Regions from separate parts of the Homo sapiens genome. Here region 2 is linked to region 1. A link is a contact called in ENCODE Hi-C data. All regions are on one chromosome and are shown on one strand. The core of a region is the stretch at or near the end of the contact, and the rest is flanking DNA. Distances in the headings are between cores, read along the strand shown. Region 1 overlaps RHEB (Ras homolog, mTORC1 binding). Region 2 overlaps KMT2C (lysine methyltransferase 2C).

Evidence for each region. A loop is a pair of places that touch in the nucleus more often than their neighbours do. Pooled maps may share reads with other maps.
Region 2: a loop to region 1 is called in a pooled map, with 7 times the contacts of the local background. The contact joins two enhancer-like sites. A Hi-C loop is called at or near these places in 2 of 37 single-sample maps with no recorded cell type and 4 of 50 pooled maps.

The regions. Positions count from the first base shown.
Region 1 is chr7:151,471,356-151,474,186 of GRCh38, reverse strand. RHEB (Ras homolog, mTORC1 binding) reads left to right here. Exons shown (of 8, transcript NM_005614.4): 5 at 2,582-2,638; 6 at 2,746-2,793. Among named protein-coding and RNA genes, the nearest start is that of CRYGN, 33 kb to the right of the region's middle. RefSeq lists an enhancer at 862-1,121 and a silencer at 2,342-2,391. Within about 2 kb of position 1,251, at least 5 of the 41 ENCODE cell types and tissues checked have a DNase peak (open chromatin) inside an H3K27ac peak, as active enhancers do.
Region 2 is chr7:152,157,383-152,160,272 of GRCh38, reverse strand. KMT2C (lysine methyltransferase 2C) reads left to right here. Exons shown (of 59, transcript NM_170606.3): 44 at 1,201-1,410. Among named protein-coding and RNA genes, the nearest start is that of GALNT11, 130 kb to the right of the region's middle. RefSeq lists an enhancer at 1,252-1,311. Within about 2 kb of position 1,317, at least 5 of the 41 ENCODE cell types and tissues checked have a DNase peak (open chromatin) inside an H3K27ac peak, as active enhancers do.

The DNA of each region.
Region 1 (2,831 bases), core at 2-2,501:
CAAAAAAACAACACTGGTTAAAGGGAAAAAAAATCGGAAAGGTGATGTCAATCTCCAGTGTTTTGTTTTAAAGCATAAATATACATTCAGTCACTCATCTTGTGAAATTTTCAAATTGTCATCTTTGAATATGAGTTCACCCACTGCTGTTCAGTATGACTACATCCACGATTTGTCCATTATGACTTCTGGTTCGGTTTCTTCCGAGTGAGATGCTTGGGAAACAGTCTACACCTCAACTATTTAGATTGCTGTGATTTTCCCCACCAGTCTTTTTCAGTTGGTTTGGCACACCTTATTAAGGAGCACCGTTTTTAGTAGATCAACTCACAGTATTCAACTTCTAGTTTTCAGACAAACAAAACTCTGTCTACACATACTTCAAAAGTTTGCAACATAAATTATGACTATGATGAATTTAACTGGCATAAGTGGGTTTGGGAACAAATGGGGCTGTTTTAAATAATGCCTTTTTTTTCTAGTAGCTCGTAGTTTAATCAGCATTCTCAAATTTGAGACATGAGGGAGTATGAGAAGAGTGGTGTTTTGTTTTTTAGAAATCTGTATGCTGAATACACAAATATTTATGAATATCCAAGAAATACGTCAGTAAAACTTTCCGAATCAACCAGTTTGATTCAGAAAATCAGTGATCTCAAGAAATTTAGCCACTTAGAACAGTACACATTTATGATCTCACAGTTTTTGTGGGTCAGGAATCTGGGTGTGGCCTAGCTGTGTCCTCTGCTTCAGTCTCTCAGAGCCACAGTGTGGGTATCAGCAGGGGCTGCAGTCCCATCTGAAGGCTTGCCTGGGGGAAGATGTTTCCCAGCGTGTTCACGTGGCTCTTGACAGGGTTGAGTTTCTTGCAAGTTGTTGGACTGAGCTTCTTAGTTCCTTGCTGGCCGCTGGCCTGAGGCTGCCCTCTGCTCCTTGCCAGGTGCTTCACTTCATTGGGGCAGGTGCACAAGAGAGCCAGGGAATTTCCTGCATGACAAGCCACTGTCTTTTATAACCTAACCGCAAAAGGGACATTCCATCACCTTTGCCATATTCTGTTCATTAGACGCACGTCACTAGGTCCATGCAGGGAGATGACACACAGTGTGGCCACTAGGAGAGCAGGAGATCTGGGAGCCGGCTCCAAGCTGCCTGCCACACAGTCCTAGTTCTTTCAGCTGTTTCTCACGTGACAGGGTACTGTATTTTTGCCCAAGTGGCGACACTTTTAAAGATAGGCAAATACAGCATGCGGAGGAAACCGTGGTTCTGTAATGCAACCGCAGGTCCTTAGGACACCCATATCCCATTTGTTGACCCACAGCGAGCTTGTAGGGGGGTTAAATTTCATTTTTGTTTTTATCAAATGACAGCACACATCGTTTAAAATAGCACAGTGTGTAATTCATTCAACAAGCTAACTTATTCTGAAGCTTGTGATGCAATCATGAACAAAGCAGACAAATCCCTGCCCTTGCGGACCTATTATTTCTGGTGTGGGAGACAAACAGTAAAACGACACACATGCGAGATAGGATGTCTGTGACCATGCTGCCAAGAAAAATAAAGTACGGAAGGGGTAAGAAATGGAAAGGAAATTTGTCATTTAGGGTAAACAGAAGAGGTGTAAGAAGTGACATTTGAGGCTGGGTGTGGTGGCTCACGCCTGTAATCCCAGCACTTTGGGAGGCCGAGGCAGGCGGATCACGAGGTCAGAAGTTTGCGGCTTGAGAGTCACTGGGGCCGAGTAAAGATGGCCACCCATCAGAGGATGTTGAACCAGGCACCGTCCATCTGCTGCAGCAGAGTCCTCTGGTTGCTGTGCTGAGCAGGGGTGGCGGGGAAGGGTTGGGGCTGTGGAACTGATGCAGGCAGACTTGGGCCAGGAATTCACACCTCAGCGGCAGCAGTGGAGGGGAGTGAGAAGCCGTCAGATTCTAGGTAGGATTTGAAAGTAGAGCCAGTGATGTGCTGGCAGATGTTTGCATGGGTTTTTTGGGGGAGGGTGGAAAATGATTTGTGGCCATTTGCCAGCAGTCAGTGGTATAAATAATCCTGCTGTGGCAGATTTCAAGTGATCATTATGACATCTCAGATCCCCTTCCCGGTGAGAGCCACCTCCATCCTAGAGTCATCGGCTCATTGATCTGATTGAAAGCCAAGAGATACTGGCATCACCCAGAGAATGTATGTACCTAGGAAAGAACACAGGAGCAGGCTGAATGTACTAGGGCACTCTAGGAAAAGCTGTTCAAGTTGTAATGTAAACAGTTGGTTCTTTGCTGAATGAGTTGGGTGATTAAAATTTGCATTTATGTGGTTTCTCAGCCCAGTGGTAGGCTTTCCGTTTGAATGCCTTACCTGTTTCACTTTGAATATCCTCAGTCAGGGTTGCTGAGTGTCAGATGTATGCACATGTGAATGGATTGCTAGGAAAAAACAGGAGTTCTTTGTGTTCATTTTATGTTATGTTAAAATGGTGAGTCTGTGACATTTTACATTTTTCCAGCTGGCAACATAACATACATTTAAAAACTTCAACATTAAAATGGATGTCTAATTTATACTTTTTGTTTTATAGTTTTGAAGTGATTAAAGTTATCCATGGCAAATTGTTGGATATGGTGGGGAAAGTACAGTAAGTAGTACCATTTTATCTGCTTGTTAGAGAAACTTCTTTTAATAGTATCTTCTGAGCAATACAATCTGGCACTTACTGGTTTGTCTTTTTTTTCTTACAAATAGAATACCTATTATGTTGGTTGGGAATAAGAAAGACCTGCATATGGAAAGGTATGTAGCTTTTATAAAGTCAAATCTAAGATGATTTA
Region 2 (2,890 bases), core at 68-2,567, 690 kb before region 1:
CCCTTGAGAGCCACAGAACTAGCCTGGAGATGAGCAGTCTAAGCCTGCTTTCGCCTCCCTCCATGAGCTAAAAATGGCTTTTACATTTTTAAATGGTTGAAAAAAAATCTAAGGAAGAGTAGTATTTTGTGACACATAAAAATTATACAAAATTCAAATTTGTCCGTGAATTTTAAAAGTTTTATTTGAACGCAGCCAAGCTCATTGATTTATGAATTGTTTATGGCTGCTTTTGAAGTACAAGGGCAGAGTTGAGTAATTATGCCAGGGGCTGTATGGCCTACAGAGGCTTACAATATTTATCATCTGGCTCTTTACATAAAAATGTTGCCATCCATGCGCTAAACTATTTAGAATATAACTGGAAACTAATTTTCAGAACCGTCAGAGATTCAATGCAGAATTCATTACAGTAAGTTCAGCTACTATAATCGTCTATAGCAGAGTACTGCTGTTAAATTTAGAAATAATGGAGCCTGAAAATATTCCTGTGTTTTAAGGTACTGATAGGACTACCCTTAAAGGCCTTTTCAGGGCTTGGCTTATTCTCACTTTGTAATGATAAAAATAAAGAAAAGGTTTATTTGTTATCATCTACGTTCTCTCCCATTGACTTTAAGTATGTGGCCATTATTTTTCAGTCAAATACGGTTGTGAACTAATTTGAAGAACCAGTGTTTTTTCTTTTTATTGTTGTCTGGTGCTATCTGTTCTCTCACCTAAGATGCATAGGCTGTAAAGCTTTTCTGGAGCCTGTGAATTGTTTCAGCACACCTCATATTTCACTAGTTCCTAAGGGGAACCAAAAATAACTCACCAAGACCACTATGCAGAGGCTCCTATAGCCATCTACAAGCATTTCCTTCCCTTCTGCAGTAAGTAAGCAGGAATAAGGGGTTCCCCAGCCCCAGGGAGGTCAGCATGAGGGGTAATGCTTTGCCAGAAAGGGCTGTGGCCTTACTAATGAGTTCTGCTCTTTCCTCAAGCTTCGCAGCTTACTGATTTCCATACTCGAGAATAACGTTTGAAGAAAAGGATGGTGTTTTTGGAAAACCAGCATTGACACCACTCTATCTTCCCTACTTATTTAATACCTTTTAGTGCCATGTTAGGATGACGCGTCATAGCTTGGCACTGCATGAACTAAAAACCAAATATGCAAATTGTTCACTTATTTTTTACCCTTTCCAATTACATTAGCAAACTTTGGGGGCTCAAATGCAAGGTGGTTTTGGATGTGGCAACCAGTTGCCAAAAACAGATGGAGGAAGTGAAACCAAGAAACAGCGAAGCAAACGGACTCAGAGGACGGGTGAGAAAGCAGCACCTCGCTCAAAGAAAAGGAAAAAGGACGAAGAGGAGAAACAAGCTATGTACTCTAGCACTGACACGTTTACCCACTTGAAACAGGTGAGGGTGAGTCATTTAGAGCAGCCTCTTTTAAAAGTCAAGGATATAGGCTGGGGGCAGTGGCTCATGCCTGTAATCCCAGCACTTTGGGAGGCTGAGGCAGGTGGATCACTTGAGGCATGAGTTCTAGATGAGCTTAGCCAACATGGCAAAACCTCATCTCTACGAAAAATACAAACATTTACTGGGCGTGGTGGTACACGCCTGTAATTCCAGCTACTTGGGAGGCTGAGGCACGAGAATTGCTTGAGCCTGGATGGCAGAGGTTGCAGTGAGCCGAGATTGTGCCACTGCACTCCAGCCTGGGTGACAGAATGAGACTGTGTCTCAAAAAAAAAAACAAAAAAAAAACAAACAATTCAAGGACACGAGAGATCAAATGCTAAAAGACATCTGGACAAGGAACCTAGTAGACTTTTTCCAAGCAGAATTGCACCGTATCCTATTGGCATCTGAAATTTACGGTAATACAAATGGATTGATAGGTGATAGTCAAGATTTTCTTATGTTCATAAGGAGTAGCCTCAGTACCAAGAAAAAAATCTGTCCTCAGTACTTTGTTGTGACTCTGAATCCAAAGAAACACATTGTGAATTCTGTTCTACACCTTTGTGGTTGTTACAGAAGGTGGGAGACAGTTGCTAACAGTGCTGTTGGTGGTACCCAGCCTCAGTTGATGCCCCAGTTTTTGCTGAGCATAGATAAGAAATATGTTTTTCTTGTTAGATGCCTGGCAGCATTCATTTAGTACAGAGCTTATTTTTAAGTCTCAAAGGTCTGTAGTCTCTCTCACTTACTCCAGCATTTTGATACTTGAAAATTTTAAGTCTCATTTTTCTGAAGCCTTATTCAACAAAGTTGCTTCGGGTCTTAGAAAGTTGAGCTACACTGAGTTCCTTTTATCATGTACATTACTCTTAAATGTGTTTTTTAATAGCAGCTCTCTCTGCTCCCTCTAATGGAACCAATCATTGGAGTGAACTTTGCGCACTTTCTTCCTTATGGCAGTGGCCAATTTAATAGTGGGAATCGACTTCTAGGAACTTTTGGCAGTGCTACCCTGGAAGGGGTTTCGGACTACTATTCTCAGTTGATCTACAAGGTATGTTTCTCTGCCAAGGTGTTGTCTTGCTTCATCTTTGGGTAACATGTCAGAATTGATAGAGCTTGTCTTATTTTTGTATTTAGTTTACATCTACTCTTCCAAGTTTTATTAAAACTTAAGTTCAGCTACAGGGTTAAAATTTTACCTGGTGAAGTATTTCTAGCATAAACATTTGAAGTTGTTTTTATAGGTAAGAATACAAATTGCAAGAAATATCTATTATGTACTTCCATGGTAGTGGAAATCCTTATTTCCTTATAACCTTTATTAACACTTAAAATGAATTCAAAAATCATTGTAAATGGTGGGGATTTAAAAAAAGTAGTAGTTTACCTTGAAAAATGAAATTAAACAATTTTAAGTATATCTAATAAT